2 separate regions of the Homo sapiens genome follow, and region 2 is linked to region 1. A link is an interaction called in ENCODE POLR2A ChIA-PET data of the cell type or tissue named here. Cell type or tissue: OCI-LY7. All regions are shown on one strand. Links, peaks and the distances in the headings refer to the core of each region. The heading gives the core; the rest is flanking DNA.

Region 1 (15,691 bases), core at 7,725-10,224:
TTAGAACAATAGTTCTTAATGGTATTTTGGAGCCTGGGTCTTTTTGAGAATCTGTCAGAGGCCACAGATCCTCTCTTAAGACAAATGCTCATTTGCTTGGAGTTTCCGGGCAGTTGTCAAGGCCTCATGGCCTCCAGCTGCCTGTTCAGGAACCTGGGGTCAGGAGCCCAGCACAGGACAGTGGTCCATAGGGCCTTTCCGGGCTGCTGACAGGATCATTGTCTTCATGGGTGGTGTGGGGGCCTGGCCTTGAGTCCAAGGCTTGGTGTCCTTTGGACAAGGCCCTGTGGGGAGTGCCCACTGCTCAACACAGTGATGCCTGGCTGGCTGATGGCACGGGCAGTGTTGTGCCCTGCAGGCGTGAGGCTGAGCTCCTGATGTCCTCTGCCTCCTCCTGCAGATCCCATCTTGGGTTCTGCTTCTGTGTGGCTTTCCTCTCAGGCTGGAGCTGGCTCAGGGACCAGGGCTCCCCCGGGGCCAAGGCCTGTTTCCTCCCCACCCCAGCTGGAACTTGTTCTACTTCCCTCTCCCTCCCGTTACTTGATAGCTGAGCCAGAGCCGGCCCCTCCCTGGGCTTGGCTCCTGTGCGGGCGGGATCAGTGGCCTCCCTGGCTCAGCATCTTCACCCCAGGTTGGCTGTCGTCCTCGTCAGGGGGAGACCAGAAGGGCTGAGTGGCCCAGATGGGACACTGCTCTGAGCCTCAATTTGCTGATCCACGGAATACGAAAACCAGGTTACATCCCCAGTGAGTCTGGCAGTTTGGGGAGGGGAGAGTAGGAGAAGATCTCTTGTGTTTTGGTGCCTCTGGTGCCCACTTTCTATGTGGTTGGGGACAGGGCCCCAGCGAGGATTGGGGAAGGGGCGTGTTTGGACTTTTTTAGCCCTAGGTGACCTTGATTGTCCTAGGGAAGTAAGGACAGGCCAGGCTGGACTGAGAACATAGGGGAGGAGCCCTCCCCTCCCCAGTGAGACAGCAACTCCAGGCTTTCCCGCTTTTAGATGGGCCCCATCTGGACTCTCTCCTGTACTCCAGAGTAAGGCTGTGGGGTGCTCAGGTGGGCTGCAGCAGTTGCCGTGGGGACATGGATCACCAGTGTGGCTAGAGCCAGTAGAAACGTGCTTCTTAGTCGTTCTGAGTGGAGCTCCTGTGTCATCCTTCCTTCCCCCAACTCCCTGGTTGGGGACAGGTGCTCCGTTGACCTGTAGGTGGGAGAGAGTTGACTCCCACTGGCAGCAAGGGCTACCAGAGGGGACCCCAGGGAGAGTCCAGCTTGCTTGGTTTGCTCCTTGAAGAGCAGCTTGGAGGTGGGACAGTCACAGGCTTCTGACTGGGGTGTGTGTGTAGTGGGGGTGGGGCTCTTGGCAGGCAGATTGTCACCAATAGCCTTTAAGTCTTTGGTCTCCTGGCCCTGGTCCCACCTGTCCCTCCCCTAGGTGGGAGGGGTGGAGAGCAAGTTTCCTGAGGCCTTCCCCTGTGAGGGCAGGAAGTAGATACTTTCCTTGGGGCCAGAGGATGCTTTCACCCCCAAGGTGTGTATATGTGGGGGAAGGGTGGGGCCCTAAAGAGCAGGTTCCTGTTTCTGTGTGAGTCCCATGTGCTTGGTGGGAGGCGCTGTGTGAGAATGTACAGGGCAGGAGGAAACATAGCAGGGCTGGGGTGCAGAGGAGGCCCAGAGCAGTGCACTCCAGTCTGCAGGTACTGCACTGGGCACTGGGGAGACCAACCTGGCCCCAGGGGCTTCCCTGTGGCTGCCTTCCAGGGCAGTACTAGGTAAACAGGTGCCTGTGCTGATGCCATGTTGCTAGGAGTGGAACGGACAATCAGCCGGAGTACTCAAGGTGACCCTTGGTCTCTGAATCCTGAATAACAAAGAGGGTCAGAAGGAAGAGTGTCCCAGGCCAGTGCTGAGGCCTTGTGGTGGCGATGAGCTCAGCCTGTTGAGGCATGGAGCAGAGTGATGGGAGAGGCACATGAGGTTGGGGGCCTTTGAGGCTGTGGTTGGGAATTTGTATTTTCTCAGGATGGAGTGAAGACCTGGAGAGGAGGGGCTCTGGCTGCTGTGTGGGGATGAATTGTGGGAAGAGGGTGCAGCACTGGACCCCTTCCCTGCCACCCATCCACGTGCATCATCAGTGTAATCTCTGATTGGATTCCTAATTGGGGAGGTCTTGCCCATCTCTAGTCAGTAACTCACTGTTTCTAAGCCTCCTGGACCATGGCCCAATTCTTCTCCCAGTGAGGTGGTTGCTCAGAGTGCCGACCCTTCCATAGGGAGTGAGCAGTGCAAAGAAGGTGCCCCCTCCTGAACCTTGAAGTGTAGCCATTAGGGTTTTCCCTGGGGGGCCTTCTCACTAATTGTACTCTGGTGCTGCCAGAGAGAAGGTTGTCAGCTTCCCACTGCTAGGTGGCAGTAGATGGTGGCAGCCCTCTCTTTCCAGGGCAAGGTCTGGTGGATGAGGTGCACATGGTTAATGCAGAGCAGCTTAACATCCACCACAGAGGGTGAGCCCTGGGATAATGTGTTGGGAGGCGTCCTGGGGAGGGTGAGGATTGAAGCAGCCCAGTCTGCTGTGGCGTGCGTGCTTGGCAAGCATCCTGTTGTGGCAGTGGCCACTGATGTTTGATCGTGAATGTTTATCTTGGGACTGTCTTGCTGGGCCGGGCCCATAGGTGTAGCTGAGCATTCGTGGGGAATGGACGCCAGCAGAGTTGTACCAGGGCAGAGAGGTCAGGGCAGAGAGGTCAAGACAGATGGTCCGGGCTGGGGAGAAGTTGAAGGGTCCTTGTGCCAGTCCTCCCCTTTTTGTGTGCTACCTCATCTTGCCACTGCAGTGACTTTGGGCAGAGGGTGGGACAGGGACCTTTTAAAATTTTTAAATGGCATTTCAGCCTGTGCTCCAGTTCTCCATGTGGCAGGCACTGTGCTGGCTGTCTTCCCAGACACTTGTTATCTTGTTCACTTGTTCCACAACAACCTGTGAAATAGCTGTGAGCTCCATTGGATCCATGGATGAGGAACCTGAGACCAGGAAGTCACCTGCCTGATGCCACAGCTCATGTGGCAGCACTGAGACTTGAACCAGGGAATTGTGTCTGCAGAAGTGGCTGGGCCATTTCCTTTACCTCTCAGCCACCTTTCTGCCAGCTCCCTGATGACAAACATCCCGGGGCCCTGGCCACAGCATTGTAGGGCTGGGTCAGGGGAGTGGCAACTGTCAGGCAGAGGAAAGAACCCTGTAGACAGAGAAACCAAGCCCTGCAATGAGTCCTGTTAGATCTCCAGGAGTTGGGGCTCCAGAACCTCCCAAGTTATGTTCTCAGAGAGATTAATTGCTACCGCTGTAAACAGCAGTGTTTATTACCCCTGCTGTACACATCAGGCAGTTGAGGCCCATTCAGGTGTTGGAACTGGCTAGGGTTACCCAGCAAATTATCCTTGGAGTTGGAATTAGGTCTTTCTATTCAGACTGTAGCTTTTGGCTCCTGTTCGGAGGTCTATGGGACAGATAATTTAGTGGGGATTCTTTGTAGTCCAGGGCAGCAGTTCTTAACATTGCTGCATGGTAGAATTACCTGGGAAGCTTTACCAATTTCAGGCCCTTCCTTAGGCCAGGTACTTCAGAACCTCAGAGCTCCCCAGGGGGCTCCACTCCACAGCCAAGGGTAAGAATTCCTGGTCTAGGGCTGTGAGGCCACCTCCTTGCACACCTGAAAATGTTTAAATTGGTATTATTCTACTGAAATGGCTGAGGTGGGGTTTGGGGTATCTTGAAACAAATCAAACTCTGTTACTAATTGAGCCCTAGCTGGGTGCCAGGCCCCAGGTATGTGTGTTGGGAGGGAGTGGGCTCTTGAGGCCCAGGAGCTGAGGTTTCTGATAGACTTGGGGATGGGATTTTGGCTGAAAAAGAAAGTCTTTTGGGGCAGGAGCTTGGAACCCTTGACCCAAGGAGTCATGGGGAAGATGGGGCAAGGAGGGGTGGGAAAATAGGTAATTCATGGCTGCTTCTCTAAGATGTGCCTGCCTAGCCCCAGTAAACCTACCTCCCTCCATCCCTGCCAGGCCATGGTGGCGTGTTACCCAGGCAACGGGCTCGGGTACGTAAGGCACGTTGACAATCCCCACGGCGATGGGCGCTGCATCACCTGTATCTATTACCTGAATCAGAACTGGGACGTTAAGGTAGGGGTGAGGGTGAGGGTGAGGGTGGCGCTGGGGCTAGGGCTGGGGCGGGGGTGGCGTGCGTCCACTCCATTTTCCACTCTCAGCCCAGATTCTGGCATTCTCCTGTTTCTCTTCTCAACACACAGCGGGCAGTGCGATCTGCCGGCTCTTCCTGGGAAATGGCACCTCCTCCTCTCTAGCGGACTGTGTGGTGGGAACTCCCCTCTTTCCGGGAATGGTGCTGTCTGCCCAGCCCCACCCGGCCTTGTAATGAACACTTTCCCCCTTTTCCTGTCTTTAGTAGCTTCCTGCCCATCTCCATGGTGATGCAGTCTCTGGGTTGTCATTCACTTTGAGAGCCCGAGGGGTGGGAGGGAGTGATGCAGGCAGACGCTGCGCCTCCTAGTGGGCTCCCGGGGCACCGTGGGAGGCAGCGGCTCCTGGCCGTACCAGCTAGCCTCATCCTTTGGCCTGCCCCCAGGTGCATGGCGGCCTGCTGCAGATCTTCCCTGAGGGCCGGCCCGTGGTAGCCAACATCGAGCCACTCTTTGACCGGTTGCTCATTTTCTGGTCTGACCGGCGGAACCCCCACGAGGTGAAGCCAGCCTATGCCACCAGGTATGACCTGTACTTCTGGAGACGCACCCAGGTGCTCCCCCTGTGACAATGTCCTGTCAGAGCCTCAGAGTGACTAGGGAGCGACGAAGTATTGAGAGGGGGCCTAGGTGGGAGCAGAACCGGGTGGCTCAAAAGGATGGCCGCCTAGTGTGTGTGGATATGGTAGCTGGAATTGCAGAAAACTAATGTCCAACCACCCTGGTCTCCAGGTACGCCATCACTGTCTGGTATTTTGATGCCAAGGAGCGGGCAGCAGCCAAAGACAAGTATCAGCTAGGTACCTGCTTCCCTCCCTTCAGTCCTTCCTATTCTGTGGGCCCTCTTGGGCCTGATGCCACCCCATCCCCCTCATCAGCCTCTTGTTAAATCCCACCACTCATTTTTCTTCATCTCTGCCCACCTTCCTTAGCCCACTCTCCTGGTACCCCAACAGGAGCCCCATTTCTTCCTGGTCCTCTCCCCATCTCCCCAGGTTTCCCTTGGCTTCTTTGTCCTTCTGATGACTCACTGTCTCCTGTCCCCTCTCACCCCCAGCATCAGGACAGAAAGGTGTCCAAGTACCTGTATCACAGCCGCCTACGCCCACCTAGTGGCCAGTCCCAGAGCCGCATGGCAGACAGCTTAAATGACTTCAGGAGAGCCCTGGGCCTGTGCTGGCTGCTCCTTCCCTGCCACCGCTGCTGCTTCTGACTTTGCCTCTGTCCTGCCTGGTGTGGAGGGCTCTGTCTGTTGCTGAGGACCAAGGAGGAGAAGAGACCTTTGCTGCCCCATCATGGGGGCTGGGGTTGTCACCTGGACAGGGGGCAGCCGTGGAGGCCACCGTTACCAACTGAAGCTGGGGGCCTGGGTCCTACCCTGTCTGGTCATGACCCCATTAGGTATGGAGAGCTGGGAGGAGGCATTGTCACTTCCCACCAGGATGCAGGACTTGGGGTTGAGGTGAGTCATGGCCTCTTGCTGGCAATGGGGTGGGAGGAGTACCCCCAAGTCCTCTCACTCCTCCAGCCTGGAATGTGAAGTGACTCCCCAACCCCTTTGGCCATGGCAGGCACCTTTTGGACTGGGCTGCCACTGCTTGGGCAGAGTAAAAGGTGCCAGGAGGAGCATGGGTGTGGAAGTCCTGTCAGCCAAGAAATAAAAGTTTACCTCAGAGCTGCACACATCTGACTCCATCTGCAATTTAGGGCCTTTATTGACCGAGGAGGGTATGGAGGTTTGAGGGCCAGTGAGCCCACCATAGTGGAGCCTGACCTCAGCAGGCCACTGGCTGGAGCTGGAAGTCTGGGGGGACACTGCCCAGGCCAGTGCACTGCAGGTGAGGTTGATGGTGCCAGGGCGTACCACAGGGAGCAGGCAGAACCTCTGTAAGGTGGCCGTAAGGAATAGGAAGATACCCGAGTGGGCCAGGCCTGTGCCCAGGCACATCTGCTTTGCCGGGTACACAGGTGCACAGTGAGCACCAGGTACCCCAGAGCCAGTCCAGGCTGGTCCCCTTCCTCCTCTGCCTGCACCTGAGGCAAAGGGCATGAAAGCATCATTGCCCTGGAACTTGCCCTTGTCCAGGAAGTTGGTAGGGTTGAAGCAGTCTGGGTCTTTGAATTGAGTGGGGTCCCGGTGTGCAGTCACAAGCAGGGGAATCACAAAAGTGCCCTGGGGATACATGCAACTTGGGTTACCTGCGGGCTTGGTGAGCACCTGCACCACCTCCATCCAAGACGCTTTTTAAAAGCCCAAGGGAATAGGCCGGGCAAGTAGCTCACGCCTGTAATCCCAGCACTCTGGGAGGCTGAGGACAGATCACTTGAGGTCAGAAGTTCGAGACCAGCCTGGCCAACATGGCGAAACCTGTCTCTACTAAAAATACAAAAATTAGCCAGGCGTGGTGGTGGGTGCCTGTAATACCAGGTACTCAGGAGGCTGAGGCAGGACAATCGCTTGAACCCAGGAAGTGGAGGTTGCAGTGAGCCAAGATCATGCCACTGCATTCTAGCCTGAATGACAGAGCCAGACTCCGTCTCAAACAACAACAACAAAAAGCCTAAGGGAAGGCAGAGCTGCCTTCCTGCTCCAGGGGTAACTGATTGTGTTTTGGTCTGCACAGCGCACACCTGCTGATTCTGGCTGATCTCATGCACCCGGGTCCCGCACGGGATCCCCAGACTCAGTGGGTACCTTTGGGCAGACAGTGGCTGTGCAGGTGGGTGTCGAGGGTGAGGGTGCGCGGCAGCCCCAGGGGCACCACGCTGATGAAGCACTGGATCTCGAGCAGCACTGCGTTGGCGTAGGGCAGGCACACGCGATAGTCCAGGCTTGGGGCGGGCCTCCACCCTACCACAGGGTCCAGCTCCTGCACCTTGGCTCAGGCCGGGGGAGGCTGTGAGCTGCGCACTTCCAGGACCCTCCAGCCATCCCCAGACTGCAGCCTCCCATTCTGGGTCTCTCCGGGTTGCACACCTGCCACCTCTAGGTACTTAAGCAGAATGAGGAGCCCATAGCACAGGGTGGTGCTCGTGGTTTCGGTGACGCCAAAAAAAAAATGCGTCGTCATTACCGACGTCTACTCCTGGAAATGGCTCTCCGGGTCCTGCTGTTACTGTGGGCAGAGGAGATGTGCTGCCGCGTGCCAGGCACCTGTTGGTGGGCGGCATGGATAGAGTTTAGAGAGCTGGGACCCATGCCTTACCCATCTGGTCAAGCAATCAATGAAATCGCGGGGCTCCGCTGGCTGCCGCATCTGCCAGTGTCGTTGAATTTGCTCAGAGATGACCCGCAGCTCCGAAAAGTTTCGGAAGATTCGGTGGTGCGGGCCCGGGAGCCAGTCCATGAGGGACAGGCAAATGTACATCTGGAGAGACAGGGTCTGTCTCAACATGGGCCCTGCACAAGGCCACTAGGCCTTAGTTTCCCTACAGGGAGATTGGACTAGGACTTTGATACTGGATGTTCTAGAACTCTTCCAGGAATCTGTCCCATTCTAATGATCCATTGTAGGTAGGTCTGTGTACTCGGGATTTGGCATAAGGCTGGACGCACCAAGGAAAGATTGTGGCCGGCCCTCTCACCTCGCCCCATCTGGAACTAATGATGCAGAAGTTGTCACTGAAGAGGTTCAGGAGCCTCAGGAACTCCGGGTCCCCATAGCGATAGCGGTTCCCGAAGACAAGAACAGATAACATTGGATACAGCATTATCCAGTAGCCGCACGGGGTCAAACGGGGCTCCTGGGGGTAGGAACAGGACGGTGGTCATAACGCGTGGTCCTGCCCCCAGCCAGCCCCATGGGCTTACTGGCTTTCTTCCACCCAAATACCTTCCAGTGGCCCCGTCTTGGCAGTGCAAGGGACTCTCCCACACCAGGCCCTTCCGCTCTCCCGGCCAGGCCGAAGCAATGGTGGCTTGAAATTCGTCTAGCAGACAAGCCGCCTCCTCCAGGACGCGCGCCTCGACGGTCCGCGTACCCAACCCGAACTTCTTAAGCGCTCCAAGTGCAAAATTGCGCAGTGTCCACCAGCACGGCCGGTTAGAAAACAAGATTCCTGTGGTGGGGACGGGAAAGGAGGCGGGCCGGGGAGCCGGCCACGCCCTATCCAGGAAGCGCCGGGTCACTGGCTACATCCCTTTAGGGGCCTCCGACTCCTGCGGCCGGCTTCGTTCCCTTTGCTTCTTTACCAGACCTCCAAGTGCCCTATCCACACATTGGCCCCGCCTTTGCTGGGCTCCATCCCTGACCTAGGCTGGCTCTCGGGCTTTGACTCTTAGGCTCTTTTCTCCTGTTGGCTGCAGGATGAACCTCCATTCTAACCTTACGCTTTAGCGCCGCCCCGCCCTCTCTCGGCCGTTTGCACCTCATTAGCTGGAGTCTCTATTAGGCCCCGCCCCCATTTGCCCGCCTCTACCATTTACCCGCCCAGCCTGGAGCGTCCGGGCCGGCAAGTCCAGCGCCGGGGCCTCACTGTTTCCGCGTGTGAAGCGTTCGAAGACTGCCATGGACCCGCGGCCAGAGACCGCATCCGCCTGTAGCACTAACGCGTCCCGCAGCGCTGCGTAGCCGCACAGCCCCACCGCAGGGCGCGGGCCCAGCCGCACTGTGAACACCCGGCCCCAGCGGCCGGAGAGCTACGGGTAGCCGGTGCTCAGCGGGTGCCCATAGGGTTCCTCATCGGAGCCATTGCCCCCAGCTCCCTCTTCCTTCAGACCCAGGAGTCCTCGTCTCAGACCCTCATTCCTCAGGCCCAGGAATTCAAATCCCCAGCTCCTTCCTCCCTGAGATCCAGGAGTCCAGGCCCCCACTTCCTTCTTCCCTTAGGACCTGGAAGTCCAGCTTCCCAGCCTCCTGCACCCTCAGAGTCGTCTCCTGGGCCCTCAGTACTCAGCCTGCCCACCCTGAACCAGAACAGACCCCCTGCTCCCCTCTTCCCACAACCTGATTTCCTGCTCTGGGCTCCTTCGTTACGACCCAGTGTCCCGGCCCCAGGCTCTCCACTCCCTATTCTCCTTTCCTAGTACTCAGCAGTCCGGAGCACTCATCCTTCCTGTCCTTCCTCAGGATCATAGAGTACAAACCCTCAGCTGTCTTCATTCAGGAGGAGTTCTAGTCCCCAGCCCCACCTTCACGAATCCAGAATTCCGTTCCCCCATTCCTGTCGGGAATGGAGTGCGCGGTCCAGGCCTCCGGACTGCAGCTGCAAGTTCCCCAGCAATGGGAGCGGCCTGGGCCGGGGAGGTAGGGACCCCCGCATCTGAGCGCGGCACCCACCCTACCCCCACCACGCCGGCGCCAGCACCAGAAGCCACAACAGCAGCGCAGCGATACCCGCGACATGCCTGCAATTCTCCACGCCTGCACCCCTTCACCTCTATTTGATTTCCAAGGGGTCTTAGGGGTGGAGCGGGGCGGAGACCCGATGTGGGAGGAGTGGGCGTCTCCGGGCTGCTCATTCCGTGGATTCCCCAACCCGACGTCTCCACCCCGCCCCCAGCCCTAGTGGAGCTGTGCCCTGGCTCCCCCTGGCTTTTTTTGTGTGTCTGCCTCAGCCTGTCTTACTTAGCAACTTTCGTGCACCAGCATTTTCATGGCAACACACCTGGACAACAGGTGCACCCTCCTGAGCCCCTAGCACCTTTGAGTCCAATTTACTTGGCCTGTAAGTGTGTATTCCTCAATCTCCGGGCCACCTCTGGGTCCCCTGAACGCTGTACCCTGTACCTCTGATTCCTAAATACACACCGACTCTCAAATACACCACTTCTGTTTTTTTTTTTTCCCTTCTTAGAGTTTCACTCTTGTTGCCCAGGCTGGAGTGCAGCAGTGGGATCTCGGCTCACTGCAACCTCCACCTCCCAGGTTCAAGATTCTCCTGTTTCAGCCTCCTGAGTAGCTGGGATTACAGGCATGCACCACTAGGCCTGGCTAATTTTTGTATTTTTAGTAGAGACGGAGTTTCACCGTGTTGGCCAGGCAGATCTCAAGCTACTGACCTCAGGTGATCCGCCTGCCTCGGCCTCCCGAGGTGTTGAGACTACAGGCCACTGCGCCTGGCTCAAATACACTTCTAAAGACACCCCTGGCATTCCTGTGCTCTGTGCCTGTGATTCCTAGGAGCTCACACCTGAGCCCTTGTCACTTCCATTACTCTTAGGACCCTGTGTACTATGCTTGTTCCCCAGATCTGCCTTCAATTTCCCTGGCTTCTGGGTGTCCATCAGTCTGGCACTTCTGTGCCTCTCCTTAGTTCTTCAGGGTGCCTTTCTGCATGTTGATCCCCTTGTACCTCCATATTATGTCCTGCCCTGAATCTACCATCTCTATCCCCAAGGCACTGGCTCCCAGATGCCCCCAAATGTTCTGTGCCCATGCTGCTGAACCCCCTGGTATCCAGTCCCCCAAGTCCCTGTCTGAGGCCAGGCCATGACGACAGACAAACTTATCCCTCATTCTCTCATCTATCCCCCCCAACCCCCATCCTAGGGCATGGGCTAGAGGGGGCAGACTCTGGCCTGGATGGGCCAGGGCTGCGGTGGTGGGAGCAGTGAGGTTGGGGCTGTATTTGGAACAGACTGTTCAGGAATGTGGTCCACCCTCCTGCCTGTCCCTGCTTGGCCAAATCCAGCCTTCCTCCAAGTGCCTGGCACAGGGCCCAGACCTGGGGAGATGGTGGGCGGGGGGTGGACTGTGCAGAGCCTAGGACTGGCATTGTCTCTGGGAGGGTCTCTGTGTATCTTTGTTTCATCTCTCAGTCTTGCTTGCTCCCTCCCTCCCTCCCTCTGTCCGTCCCTCCCTCCCTCCCTCCCTCCCTCCCTCCCTCCCTCCCTCCCTTCCTTTTTTCTTTTTTTTTTTTGAGACAGAGCCTGGCTTCTGTCCCCCAGGCTGGAGTGCAGTGGTACGATCATGGCTCACTGCAGCCTCAACCTCCTGGGATCAAACAAGCCTCCCACCTTGGCCTCCCAAGTAGCTGGGACCATAGGTACACACCACCACGTCCGGCCAATTTTTGTATTTTTTAAGGAGACAGGATGTCACTGTGTTGCCCAGGCTGGTCTCCAACTCCTGGGCTCAAGCAATCTTTCTGCCTTGGTCTCCCAAACTGCTGGGAGTATAGTTGTGAACCAGCGCGCCCAGCCTCCCTCACTCTCAGTCTCTGTGTTTCTGTGTTCATCTCTCTCTCTCCTCTTTCTGTCTCTTCCCATCTCTCTCTCTTTTCTCTCAGTCTCTGCCTCTGTTTGTGTCTGTTTTCTGTCTCTCTTTTCAGTATGTCTGTGTCTTCCCCTCCCTGTATCTCCCCTAGTCTGTGCTTCCCTTTGTCTCAGCCTGGCACTTCTGTGCCTCTCCTTATTTCTTCAGCGTGCCTTTCCGCATGTTTACCCCCTTGTACCTCCATATTCTGTCCTCCCCTATCCTGGGTCTTCCTACCTGTCAGCCTTTCTGGAACCTGGTGACTGACAGGGGTTGTGGGGCAGGACCCCTGCTCAGAGCTGCTGACTCCACTGACAGCGGGAGTGTGGTGGGGCACAGTAAGCTGCATCCTCCCCCAGCCCTACCCCACCCTCTGTGACAGGCTTTAATGGATCCTGTTTATTATGGCTTCTGGTTTCTCCCCAGCTCCTGACTCTTCCTCCGTTTTGCTCGGGTGGGCTGTCCTCTGGAATGTCAGCTCTTCTAGAGCAGGGATTTTGTCTTGTTCGCTTCTGTATCCCAGCACTTAAAGTAGTGCCCAGCACAGCAGTAGGCACTTAGTAAATGTTTGTTGAATGAATGCCCAATTTTTCTTCCTCGCTACTTCTCTTTGTTTTTTTTTTTTTTTTTATAGAGACAGGGTCTTGTTAGGTTGGCCAGGTTGGTCTTCAACTCTTGGTCTCAAGCAGTCCTCCTGCCTCAGCCTCCTAAAGTGCTAGGATCACAGGCATAAGCCACCATGCCCAGCCTCTTTCTTCCCTCCCCTCCCCTCTTTTCCCTTTCTTCTTCTCTTCCCTTCCCTTCTGTCTGTCTTGTTCTGTCGCCCAGGCTGGAGTGCAGTGGCACCATCACAGCTCACTGCAGCCATGACTGCCTGGGCTCAAGTGATCCTCCCACCTGAGCCTCCCAAGTAGCTGGGACTAGAGGTGCGTGCCACCATGCCTAGCTAATTTTAAAAATATTTATAGAGACCAGGTCTCACTATGTTGCCCAGGCTGGTCTCGAACTCCTGGGCTCAAGTGATCCTCCCGCCTTGGTGTTTCTATCTCTTTGTAATTAGACTGGATTTCTCTGTTTCTCTCTTTCTTTTCCTCCCTTTTTCTTTTTCTCTCAGGTCTCTCTATCTCTCTTCATTTCTGTTCTCTTTATTTATCTTTGCTTTAGGGTCTCTTTGTCTTTCCTCTCTCTGGACATCACTGTCTTTCCCTTTTCTCAGTGGCTCTCTTTCTCCTCCCGGTCTCTGTTTTCCAGGATCTCTTTGCCATCCCTGCGTATCTGTCTCTTCCTTTTCCTCTCCATCTCTTCTCAGTGTCTTCACGTGTTTTTCTCCATCATCTCTCTCTGCCTGTCTTTCTCAGGACCTCTGAGTCTCTCTGTCTCTCCCTCTCTTCTCCCTCTCTCCCCCGACCTCTGTGTCCCTGGCTGGGTCCTGGGGCAGACTCTGGTCAGCCTGTGATGGGAACAGTGTGGGGATTAAAGAGCTGACATCTTAATCCCCATGTGGGCACTGCCTATAAGCCTCACTCCAGTCAGCCCCATGCTCAGCAGAGCATGTCCCAGTTTCTGCATCACTTTGGGGAGACCCCGTTCAGGGTAGAGCCTCCCAGGCCACCTCCACTGATGGCTGAGGGGCCAGTTCCACTCTGCCTGAATCTGGCTCGATGTGCTTTGGGACGCCTGCCCAGCGAGAACAGCCACTGTCAGCAGGATGTTAGGGTATTAGGTCGGGTCCCAGGTTGGGAGGGTACATGCCTGGGGTTGCCATCCTCATCCCAAAGGGGAGAATTTCAGAGAATTTCAGTGAGAGGGTGGGAGGGCCGAGTGCAGTGGTTCATGCCTGTAATCCCAGCACTTTGGGAGGCTGAGGTGGGCAGATCACTTGAGGCCAGTAGTTCAAGACAAGCCTGGCCAACATGGTGAAACCCCATCTCTACTAAAAATACAAAAATTAGCCGGGCATGGTGGTGCATGCCTGTAATCCCAGCTACTCTAGGGAGGCTGAGGCACGAGAATCACTTGAGCGCTGAAGGTGGAGGTTGCAGTGAGCTGAGATCATGCCACTGCACTCCAGCCTGGGCAACAGAGTGAGACTCTGTCCCCCCAACCCTCCAAAAAAAAAAAGAAAAAAAAAGAAAGAAAAAGAAAAGAGGGGCTCGGGATTGAGGGAGAGAGCCTCAGTCCTCAGAACTCCCATTGTCATTGCTCATCTGTCTTTCTCTGGTCATTTCTCTGTTTCTTTCCATTTTCTCTCTCAATTCCCCTGCCTCCCATTTCTTAGTGTCGGTATTTCTCTGCTTTTCTCTGTATTTAAGGGTGTCTGCCTCTTTCTTGGTCTCTGACTTGTGAATTAAAAGGTAGTAGTTAGAAGTGCAGTGTCTGAGTAGGGCATGGTAGTGTGCACAGGTTGTCCAGAACTTTGGGAGGCTGAGGCTGGAGGATCACTTGAGGTCAGGAGTTCGAGACCAGCCTGGGCAATATAGTGAGACTGCCTCTACAAAAAATAAAAATAAAAAAATTAGTGGCTGAGTGCAGTGGCTTATGCCTGTAATCCCAGCACTTTGGGAAGCTGAGGTAGGCAGATCACCTGAGGCCAAGAGTTCAAGACCAGCCTGGCCAACATGGTGAAACCCTGTCTCTACTAAAAAAAAAAAAAAAAAAAAAATTAGCTGGGTGTGGTAGCGGGCGCCTGTAATCCCAGCTGCTCGGGAGGCTGAGGCACGAAAATTGCTTGAACCCAGGAGGTGGAGGTTGCAGTGAGCTGAGATCGAGCCACTGCACTCCAGCCTGGGTGACAGAGCAAGACTCTGTCTCAAAAAATAAAAATAAAAGTAAATTAGCCAGGTGTGGTTGTGGTGCACCCTGTAGTCCCAGCTACTCAGGAGGCTAAGGTGGGAGGATCGCTTGAGCCTGGGAGGCTGAAACTGCAGTGAGATGTGATTATGCCATTGCATCCCAGCCTGAGAGACAGAGTGAGAGCTTGTCTCTAAAAAAAGGAAAAAAAAAAAAGAAGAGGAAGAAGAAGAAAAAGAAGTGCAGTGTCTGTAGCCTCAGAGTCTGAATTTAGATACCAGCTCTGCCTGTTTCTGTGTGATCTTGGGCAACTCACTTCACCTCTCTGAGCCTCAGTTTGCTCATCTGTAAAAATGTGGTAATACTGCTTTGTGGCCAGGTGTGGTGGCTCATGCCTGTAATCCCAGTGCTTTGGGGGGATGAGGTGGGAGGATCGCTTTAGGTCAGGAGTTCAAGACCAGCCTAGGCAACATTGCAAGACCCTGTCTCTACTAAAGATTAAAAAAAAAAAAGTTAGCCAGGCACGGTGACTGTAGTCCCAGCTATTTGGTGATCTGAAGCAGAAGCAGGAGGATCAGTTGAACCCAGAAGTTCAAGGTTGCAGTGAGCCTTGAATTGTGCCATTGCACTCCAGCCTGGGCAACAAGAGGGAGACCCTGGCTATAAAAGAAATAAACAGGGTAGGTGCGGTTGCCGGTGGCTCACGCCTCTAATTCCAGCACTTTGGGAGGCTGAGGTGGGCGGATCACAAGGTCAGGAGATTGAGACCATCCTGGCTAACAGGGTGAAACTCTTGTTTCTACTAAAAATACAAAAAATTAGCCGGGCGTGGTGGCGCACGCCTGTAGTCCCAGCTACTCAGGAGGCTGAGGCAGGAGAATCACGTGAACCAGGGAGGCGGAGGTTGCAGTGAGCCAAGATCGCACCACTGCACTCCAGCCTGGGTGACAGAGCGAGACTCTGTCTCAAAAAAAAAAAAAAAAAGGAAAGAAAAAAGAAACAAAAGCCCCCAAAACAAACCAGAGCAAAGTAGGGAGACTTAAATGAGGCATTCAGAACAGTGTGCAAATAGGGAGTGTCATTTAGTGTCAGTGCTTGTTCCATCTTAGCCTCACTTTGCCCTGCTTTCCCCATCTCTCTGCAGTGCCCTGCATCTCTTGCATATTCTCTCTGATATCTCTCTGCTGTCATCTTCTTCTTGATATCTCTCTGCTGTCTTCTTCTTTTTCTTTCTTACTTTTTTTTTTTTTGGGGGGGGTCTCACTCCTGTCTCCCAGGCGGGAATGCAGTGGCACAATGATAGTCCATTGCAGCCTCGACCTCCCAGACTCAAGAAATCCTCCTGCCCCACTTTTTGACTTTTTTGTAGAGTCAGGCCTCACTCTGTTGTCCAGGCTGGTCTCAAACTCCTGGGTTCAAGCGATCCTCCCGCCTCGGCCTCCC
Region 2 (10,024 bases), core at 7,525-10,024, 350 kb before region 1:
TCGACCCCCAGAAAGACCTTCCCAGGGTGCCTACTGTGTGTCCAGCCTGGGTGGTGTCACAGCCAAGAATGGACTTTCCATATGCAGGTGCTCATCTATATCCTTTGCTTCATTCATTCGATAAATCCTTATTGATTACCTATTGTGTGGCCAGGTGCTGGGCACCCAAGCAAGGGACAAAGCAGACAGGAATCCCCTGCCCTGGCCAGTGGCGGTGGCTCATGCCTGTAATCCTGGCACTTTGGGAGGCTGAGACAGGAGTATCACTCAAGCCCAGGAGTTTGAAACTATCCTGGGCAACACAGGGAGACCCTGAGTCCACTAAAAATACAAAAATCAGCCGGGTGCAGTGGCATGCCCCTGTAGTCCCAACTACTCAGGAGGCTGAGGCTGGAGAATTGCTTGAGCCAGGGAAGTTGAAGCTACAGTGAGCCATGATCGTGACACTGCACTCCAGCCGGGACGACAGAGCAAGACCTTGTCTCTAACAACAACAACAACAAATATATATATATATATATATATATATATATATATATTTGTCAGATAGATATATATCTGTCTATCTGACAGTAACCAACTAAACTTAGGGATACAATGTACCATCACCCAAACAGAGACAGGCTGGAATTATGCACAGTATGGAACACACACCCTTGGCTGTGTGTTTGCTTGGGACAAAGCAGACAGGAAGCTCCTGCCCTGGCTGGGCACAGTGGCTCACGCCTGTAATCTCAGCACTTCGGGAGGCCAAGGTGGGAGGATCACTTGAGCTCAGGAGTTTGAGACCAGCCAACATGGCAAAACCACATCTCTACAAAAAATGCAAAAATTCGCTGAGTGTGGTGGCTTATGCCTGTAGTCCCAGCTACTTGGGCAGGAGAATCACTTGAGCCCAGAAGGCGGAGGTTGCAGTGAGCCAAGATTGTGCCATTGCGCTCCAGCCTGGGCTACAGAGGGAGACCCTGTCTCAAAAAAAAAAAAGGAACACACACCTTCACCCATGTGGCATTCCTGCCCAACATGTTTAATCTGAATCTGTGACAAAACAGCTAGAAAAATCCAGAATGTGGGCCTTTAAAGTCACCTGGCCTGGTTAATGTTATGAGAAACTTAAAGAAAAAGGGCAGAGTGGGTTGAATTTTTTTTTTTCTTTTTTGGATAGAGTCTTGCTCTGTCACCCAGGCTGGAGTACAGTGGTGCAATCTTGGCTCACTGCAACCTCCACCTCCCAGGTTCAAGCAATTCTTGTGCCTCAGCCTCCCGAGTATCTGGGATTACAGGTGTCCGCCACCACACCTGGCTAATTTTTGTATTTTTAGTAGAGACGGGGTCTCACCACGTTGGCCAGGCTGGTTTTGAACTCCTGACCTCAAGAGATCCACCCGCCTCAGCCTCCCAAAGTGCTGGGATTACAGATGTGAGCCACCACGCTGGCCTGACAGTTGGGGAAATTTTACTACGGAGTGGATACTAAATGATATGACAGAGTAAATGTCACTTTCCTTAGGTGTGAGCATGTTTTGTGTGCAAATATCTTTCTTTTAGGAGATGGCTGTCTAGGTATTTAGGAGTTAAGTGCGACAATGTTGCAATTCCTCTCAAATGATTAAGCCAAATATACATATGCATATATGTTTTCACAATATATTCAGCAAAATCTAACTATATATTCATGGAGAGAGAGAGAGGAGGAGAGAGGGAGAGACAACAGGATAAAATGCTAAGCATTGAACCTAAACAAAGGGCTTATGTGTATTCATAAACCTTTAATGCTTTCAAATCGGGAGGTGTGGAAGTTTTCACACACTTGGCTGGGCGTGGTGGCTCACGCCTGTAATCCCAGCACTTTGGGAGGCCAAGGTGGGCAGATCACGAGGTCAAGAGATCGAGACCATCTTGGCCAATATGGTGAAACCCCGTCTCTACTAAAAATACAAAAATTAGCTGGGCGTGGTGGCACGCGCCTGTAGTCCCAGCTATTCGGGGGGCTGAGGCAGGAGAATCACTTGAACCCAGGAGGCAAAAGGTTGCAGTGAGCCAAGATCGCACCACTGTACTCCAGCCTGGCGGCAGAGCAAGACTCTGTCTCAAAAAAAAAAAAAAAAAAAAAAAAAAAGCCAGGCGCAGTGGCTCACGCCTGTAATCCCAGCACTTTGGGAGGCCGAGGCGGGCGGATCACAAGGTCAGGAGATTGAGACCATCCTGGCTAACACTGTGAAACCCCGTCTGTATTAAAAAATACAAAAAATTAGCCAGGTGTGGTGGCGGGCGCCTGTAGTCCCAGCTACTCGGGAGGCTGGGCAGGAGAATGGGGTTTCACCATGTTAGCCAGGATGGTCTCGATCTCCTGACCTTGTGATCTGCCCGCCTCGGCCTCTCAAAGTGCTGGGATTACAGGCGTGAGCCACCGCACCCGGCCATTAATATCTATCTTTTCTTGTCTTTTTCTTTTTTTTTTTAGACAGGGTCTCACTCTATTACCCAGGCTGGAGTACAGCAGCCTGGGCAACAGTTTATTGCAGCCTTGATCTCCTGGGCTCAAGCCATCCTCCCGCCTCCCAGTAGCTGGGACCACAGGTGTGTGCCACGACGCCCAGCTAATTTTTTTTTTTTTTTGTAGAGATAAGTCTATGTTGCCCAGGCTGGTCTCAAACTCCTGGGCTGAAGAAATCCTCCCGTCTTGGCTTCCCAAAGTGATGAGATTACAGGTGTGAACCACCATGCCTGGCCTATGTATCTATCTATCTATCTATCTATCTATCTATCTATCTATCTATCTATCTAATCTCTATCTCCCATACTAGAAATGTAAGCCATGGCGGGGCATGGTGATGCAGGCCTGTAATCCCAGCTACTCAGGAGGCTGAAGCCCCAGAATCCATAGACATAATGGATTAAACCATTAGCCAGTGGTAATCCCCTCAACCTTCAATCCCTCACCACTCCCCAGAGGTGAAAGTCCCAACCCTGTAATCCAGCCTTAGTCTTTCTGGTGACCAGACCTGAAGCTGCCTAGGGGCTGCCAGCTCTCAGTGAACTCATTAGCATAGAAAAAGACATTTACCATTTTGGAGATTCCAAGGATTTTAGGAGTTGTATGCCAGGAAACAGGGACAAAGGCCAAATATATATGTCACAATATCATAGGAAGGTTTGCAATTTTAGGGTGGTCAGGGAAGGCCTTGCAGATCTCCCCAGAGGGCAGGAGGGAACAGGCAGATGGCATTGGTGCCACCAGGTCCCTGCCCTGCTTACCTATGTGTGGCGGCATCACAGCCACGTACTTCAGGCCTGATTCCCGCAGCACCTTGTGCATCCGGATGTGGTCATCAGTCACAGCCTGCAGTCGTGGGGGCACCTTGGTAGGGTCCCAGAGCAGGAAAGCTGGAGGGAACACAGGGCAGGATCAGCCTGGGCTCTCTTGTCTTTTTTTTTTTTTTTTTGAGACAGAGTGTCGCTTTGTCACCCAGGCTGAGTGCAGTGGCGCAATCTCGGCTCACTGCAACCTCTGCCTCCCGGGTTCAAGCAATTCTCCTGCCTCAGCCTCCCCAGTAGCTGGGATTACAGGTGCACACCACCAGGCCTGACTAATTTTTGTATTTTTAGTACAGACAGGGTTTTGCCATGTTGGCCAGGCTGGTCTCAAACTCCTGACCTCAGGTGATCCACCCTCCTCCACCTCCCAAAGTGCTGGAATTACAGGCATGAGCCATTGTGCCCAGCCAAGGGCTCGCTTGTCTTGATGCCAGGACAAAACCCTGCCATGGCTGACCATTGCTTTCCAGTTGCAAAAACAGGGGAGTCCTCTGGGGCTCCTCTTTCCCTCACACCCCAGGTAAGAGCTGTCTGCTGATCACAATAATTCCAAATCTGACCTCTTCTCACTCCGCCTGGTCCTGTCCACTGTTACCTCTTGCCTGGACCAGCCCAGCAGCCTACTCCCTGGTCTCTCAGCCCCTCCTTCCCTCCTCCCAAGGAGCCCGTGAACACCCCTATCAGTTCACATCCATAGCTCCATCTCACTCAGGGTAGAAGCAAAGTCCCCATGGCCAGCCCTCAAGGCCCCACCTGATATGGCCCCATCAGCCCTCTGACGTCCTTGCCTACTCTGCCTACCACTCTCTCTTACACGCCTCTGCTCCAGCCAGGTTCTGCCTCCCAGCCTTGGCAATGTCTGATTCCTCTGCCCCTGATGCATTTCCCTCTCTTTTTTATTTTCTCTGAGACAGGGTCTCATTCTGTTGTCCAGGCTGGAGGACAGTGGCGTGAACACGGCTCACTGCAGCCTTGACTTTCTGGGCTGAAGTGATCCTCCTGCCTTAGCCTCCTGAGGAGCTGGGACCACAGGGGTGAGCCACCAAACCCCACTATTTTTTTTTTTTTTTGAGACAGAGTTTCCTTCCCTCTTGCCACCCAGGCTGCAGTGCAATGGCATGATACCGGCCAAGCCTGGCTAATTTAAAAAATTTTTTTAGGCCGGGTCTGGTGGCTAACCCCTGTAATCCCAGCACTTTGGGAGACTGAGGAGGCCAGATCGCCTGAGGTTAGGAGTTCGAGACCAGCCTGGCCAACATGGTGAAACCCCATCTCTAGTAAAAATACAAAAGTTAGCTGGGCATGGTGGTGCATGCCTGTAGTCCTAGCTACTCAGGAGGCTGAAGCTGGAGAATTGCTGGAACCCTTGAGGCGGAGGTTGCAGTGAGCTGAGATCGCGCCACGGCACTCCAGCTTGGGAGACAGAGCAAGACTCCATCTCAAAAACAAAGCAGAACAAAACAAAACAAAACAAAAAAAACACAAAAATTAGCCAGGTGTCGTGGTGCATGCCTGTAATCCCAGCTATTCTCAGGAAGCTGAGGCAGGAGAATCCCTTGAACCTGGGAGGCAGAGGTTGCAGTGAGCCGAGATCGTGCCATTGCACTCCAGCCTGGGTGACAGAGCAAGACTCCGTCTCAAAAGAAAAAGAAAAAAACATTTTTTTTGTAGCGATGGAGGTCTTACCAAGTTGCCCAGGCTAGTTTTGAACTCCCGGGCTTAAGCGATCCTTCCATCTCGACCTCCTAAAATGCTGCGATTACAGGTGTGACCCAGGACCCTTTGCCATTTCCCTCTCGTAGCCACATGGCTCCCTGTTTTCTTTGCAGACTTTGCTCAAAGGTCACCTTTCCATGCAGCTTTTCTTGACTGTCCTGTTTAAAATTGCAAAATCCTGTCTCCCCCAGCCCAGTTTACCAATCCCTTTTCTTGGGGCCTTGTTTTCTCCCTAGGACCCTTCCCCTGCCACCACACGCTAGAGTTATCCTGTGACTCTATCACATTTCCTGCTCCAATCCCAGCCCTTAGAAGCATCTGGAACATTGTAGGTACTTACTAAATATTTGTTCAGGAATTAGCTTTCAACAAGCTATAACTTGGCCAAGCTACACCAGCTGACATTTATAGAACTTTTACCTCAAGCCAAGAACTATGCTAAATATTTTTAGGAGCAGTTTGGTGAATAGTTAAAGAGCTTGGGTTTTGCCTAAAGTCAAGTACTGGATCGACCACTGGCCAGCTTCTTGTTTCCTCATGTGCAAACTGGGATGATATAAATTGTTCAAAGGCTGGGCAGAGTGGCTCACACCTGTAATCCCAGCACTTTGGGAGGCTGAGGTAGGAGGATCAGTTGAGCCCAGCAGTTCTAGACTCACCTGGGTACGATGGTGAGACCTGTCTCTACAGAAAATTAAAAAATTAGCCAGGCGTGGGGACCTGTGGTCTTAGCTGCTTAGAAGGCTGAGGCGAGAGGATCGCTTGAGCTCAGGAGTTCGAGGCTGCAGTGAGCTGTGATTGCACCGCTGCACTCCAGCCTGGACAACAGAGCAAGACCTTGTCTCAACAAAAAGAAATAAATAAATAGTTTGAGTAATGTTAGTGGTTATAAAAAGGTGTGTCACAGAGACCAGCCTGGGCAACAAAGCCAGACTCTGTCGCAACAAAAAAATTTTAAAAATTAGATGGGCATGGTGGCACATGCCTGTGGTCTCAGCTACTCAGGAGGATCCCTTGAGCCTAGGAGTTGGAGGCGGTAGCGAGCTATGATGACATCATTCTCACTGCAACCTCCACCTACAAGTTTCAAGTGATTCTCCTGCCTAAGCCTCCTGAGTAGCTGGGATTACAGGCGTGTGCCACCACACCTGGCTAGTTTTTGTATTTTTGGTAGAGACGGGGTTTCACCATGTTGGCCAGGCTGGTCTCGAACTCCTGACCTCAAGCGATCCACCTGCCTTAGCCTCCTAAAGTGCTGGGATTACAGCGTGAGCCACTGCGCCTGGTCTAGGATTTCCTCTTTACAGATGAGAAAACTGCGGTGCAGAGTGTGAAGTGGGTTTTTGTCTGCAGCCTCCAGTCTCCAGTTCACAATCTCAAATCCAGTCTCTAACTTACCCCTAGTTTCTTTTTTCTTTTTTTTTTTGAGGCAGTCTCGCTCTGTCACCCAGGCTGGAGTGCAGTGGCACGATCTCAGCTCACTGCAAGCTCCTCCTCCCGGGTTTACGCCATTCTCCTGCCTCAGCCTCCCGAGTAGCTGGGACTATAGGCACCCGCCGCCACGCCTGGCTAATTTTTTGTATTTTTAGTAGAGACGGTGTTTCACTGTGTTAGCCAGGATGGTCTCAATCTCCTGACCTCGTGATCCACCCACCTTGGCCTCCCAAAGTGCTGGGATTACAGGCGTGAGCCACAGCACCCGGCTGTTTTGTTGTGTTTTGAGACAGGGTCTTGCTCTGCAGCCAAGGCTGGAGTGCAGTGGTGCCATCACGGCTCACTGCAACCTCTGCCTTCTAGGCTCAAAGGATCCTCCTACCTAAGCTTCCCAAGTATTGGGGACCACAGGTGTGTACCACCACACCCAGCTAATTTTTTGTATTTTTTTTTTGTAGAGATGGAGTTTTGCTGTGTTGCCCAGACTGGTCCTGCACTCCTGGACGCAAGCAATCCGCCCACCTTGGCCTCTCAAAGTGCTAGGATTACAGGCGTGAGCCACTGTGCCTGGCCTTACTCTGGGTTTCTTTCTAATCCTCTCAGATGCCTCCATAAAAAACAATCCTCCCCAAGCCCTAATGGATAAACTCCAAGCTCCTTAGATGACAAAAATCTTTCTAATCTTTTACCTTGACATTTGAATATGGAGGGAAGATTAAACTCTAATAATTAGAGGCTGGAAGATAATTAAAGTGTGACAATAGCACTGTGGTGCTGGAAGAGAAAAGTCCTTTTTCTTGGGACTTGCCGAAGGTGTCTGTGGGTGTGCAACTCCATTTCAAATAGTTTAGGAAGTCTGGGCGCAGTGGCTCATGCCTGTAATCCAGCACTTTGGGAGGCCAGATCACTTGAGGTCAGACCAGCCTGCCCAATATGGTGAAACCCCATCTATACTAAAAATACACACACACAAAATTAACCAGATGTGGTGGCAGGCACCTGTAATCCCAGCTACTCAGGAGGCTGAGGCAGGAGAATCCCTTGAACCCAGGAGGTGGATGTTGCAGTGAGCCAAGATCACGCCACTGTATTCCGGCCTGGGTGACAGAATGAGACTCTGTCTCAAATAAAAACAAACAAACAAAAAACCCAAATAGTTTAGGAGAACAAAAACAAAATCTATTTGTGTATGTGTATGTGCATAGATAAACCAATTACAAAACACAATCACAATTTTAAAATCAGGAATATGGCTGTTGGCCAGGTGCAGTGGCTCAGGTGTAATCCCAGCACTTTGGGAGGCTGAGGCTGGTGGATCGCTTGAGTCCGGGAGTTCGGGACCAGCCTGGGCAACATGGCGAAACTCTATCTCTACCAAAAATACAAAAATTAGCCAGCCTTATAACCCGGTCTCAAAATAAATAAATAAATAGATAGATAGCTACAAACTTAAAAATAAAAAAAGAAAAGGAATATGGTTGTTCACACGACTATTAACTTTTCTGTTTAAAAATTTTTATAATAAAAAGTTAAAAAGTATATTGAGGACCTACACATTGAAGTAAGCAGCCATGATGTATGTAAGCTAACTTCAAATGGGTCAGAAAAAAAACATTGTGTGTCTGTGAACAGAGGACGGTAGGTGTACTGGTGTCCTTTCAATTTTTCTGTAAGTTTAAGATCATTTCCAGATAAAAAGTTAAGCTGGACTCAATGGCTCATACCTGTTGCCCCAGCTATTTGAGGGGCTAAAGTGAGGGGATTCCTTGAGCCCAGGGGTTCAAGGGTACAATGAGCTATGATCAGGCCACTGCACTCCAGCCTGGGTGACAGAGCGAGACCTTGTCTCTATGTTTGTTTTTTTTTTAATGAAAAAAAAAATCCTGGCACACCTAAGACTTTAATATTTAGAAAACAATCTAAACAAAAAAAAATGAGAAAAAAGAAAGCAAATTAAATCAATTTTACAGGTTTGTCTTTTTCATGGAAGCAAAACTTAACCAGTTAAATTGGTTTTTAAGACATGGGAGAGTCTGGACGTGGTGGCTTATACCTGTAATCTCAGCACTTTGGAAGGCTGAGGTGGGAGGACTGCTTGAGGCCAGGAGTTCAACATCAGCCTGGCCAACATGGCAAAACCTTGTCTCTACCAAAAATACAAAAATTAGCAGGGCATGGTGGCAGGCGCCGGTAATCCCAGCTACTCAGGAGGCTGGGGCAGGAGAATCACTGTGGGCCACGATCTTGGTCCCAGGCACCATGAACCCGGGAGGTGGAGTGGCGGTTGCAGTGAGCTGATACCACGCCACTGCACTCCAGCCTGGGCAATGGAGTCAGACTTCATCTCAAAGAAAAAAAGACATGGGAGAAAAAAACAAAACTAAAATTAACAGCAGACCATTCCAATCTGCGAACAAAAGTAAGACCTTGTCTCTACAAAAATATCAAAAAATTAGCCAGGTGTGGTGGTGCATGCCTGTAGTCCCAGCCGCTTGGGAGGCTGCAGTGGGGAGGATCACTTGAACCCAGACTGAGGCTGCAGTGAGCCATGGTTGCACCACTGCACTCCAGCCTGGGTGACAGAAAGTCTCAAAAAAAAAAAAAAAAAGTGAACCATTCTGAAATCGCAAGTTTACTCGTGTATTACTTTTCCATTTCAGAGCTTGAGGAAAAAAGCCATAAATGATTTTGCTTCCTACCCTCCAACTAGGTCTGGCCTCCAGGCCTCTTTGCTTGCTTTGTCCTCTGCCTGGAGTGTAATTACAATCATCAGGCAGCCCTCCCTCATGCCACTTCCCTTTCCAGGGAGGCAATTTGTGTCATGAAACACACTTGAGGTCAGGAGTTCGAGACTAGCCTGGCCAACATGGCGAAACCCTGTCTCTACTAAAAATACAAAAATTAGCTGGGCATGGTGGTGCACACCTGTAGTCCCAGCTACCTGGGAGGCAGAGGCAGGAGAATCACTTGAGGCAGGAGAACCACCTCCGGGAGGCGGAGGTTGCAGGGAGCCAAGATCACGCCACTGCACTCCAGCCTGGGCATCAGAGCAAGACTCTATCTCAAACAAACCTCAAAATAACTATAAATAAATAAATAAATAAATAAATGATTATACAGGGCAACTATTTGCTTAATGTCTGTGTCCCCATAATCGGGAGCTCTGTGAGGGCAGAGACCTAGTGTCTATCCACAGCTCTATCACTTCCTCTGGGAGGCCTACCCTGACCTCTCTCAGCCTAAGTCGGACGCCTCCTCTGGGCTCCCATAGTCCTGTAGTTTCTCCCATTGTGGCCCTATCCCCTCTGCCTGCCTCCCGATCCCAGCTCCGATGATCTGGATGTCAGTTTGATCATGGATCTGTTTACCACCTCTCTCTGTGAGCCTTGTGTGAGCAGGGCCCAGGGCTGTACAGGTCACCACTGTGTCCCCAGCATCACCCAGTAAGGTTCAGGCACACAGCTGGTGTTCAGTAAATGCACAGTAACATGGAATGGCTTCAGCGTCACCTTTCAGAGGCCCCTGGGCTGCCTCCCCAGTACCCCCCAGTTCAGCC

What was found. Peaks named below come from ENCODE experiments on the same cell type or tissue, not always from the same donor. Only the 100,000 strongest peaks of a DNase experiment are listed, where the experiment ranks them.
Region 2: POLR2A ChIA-PET joins it to region 1 with 13 read pairs; 2 of 35 experiments call an interaction of 5 or more read pairs at or near these places.

Annotation. Positions count from the first base shown.
Region 1 is chr19:40,802,490-40,818,180 of GRCh38, forward strand. EGLN2 (egl-9 family hypoxia inducible factor 2) reads left to right here. Exons shown (of 6, transcript NM_080732.4): 3 at 4,066-4,185; 4 at 4,649-4,785; 5 at 4,995-5,062; 6 at 5,320-5,945. The coding sequence ends at 5,375. It overlaps RAB4B-EGLN2 (RAB4B-EGLN2 readthrough (NMD candidate)), which reads left to right. Exons shown (of 12, transcript NR_037791.1): 9 at 4,066-4,185; 10 at 4,649-4,785; 11 at 4,995-5,062; 12 at 5,320-5,952. It also overlaps the pseudogene CYP2T1P. Among named protein-coding and RNA genes, the nearest start is that of EGLN2, 11 kb to the left of the region's middle. RefSeq lists enhancers at 1-56, 1,714-1,893, 5,861-6,360, 9,231-10,121. In OCI-LY7, for the core only: no CTCF peak of the experiment used is centred there; a DNase peak (open chromatin) is centred at 8,748.
Region 2 is chr19:40,448,106-40,458,129 of GRCh38, forward strand. It overlaps BLVRB (biliverdin reductase B), which reads right to left. Exons shown (of 5, transcript NM_000713.3): 4 at 3,259-3,387. Among named protein-coding and RNA genes, the nearest start is that of SERTAD3-AS1, 8.6 kb to the left of the region's middle. In OCI-LY7, for the core only: no CTCF peak of the experiment used is centred there; no DNase peak of the experiment used is centred there.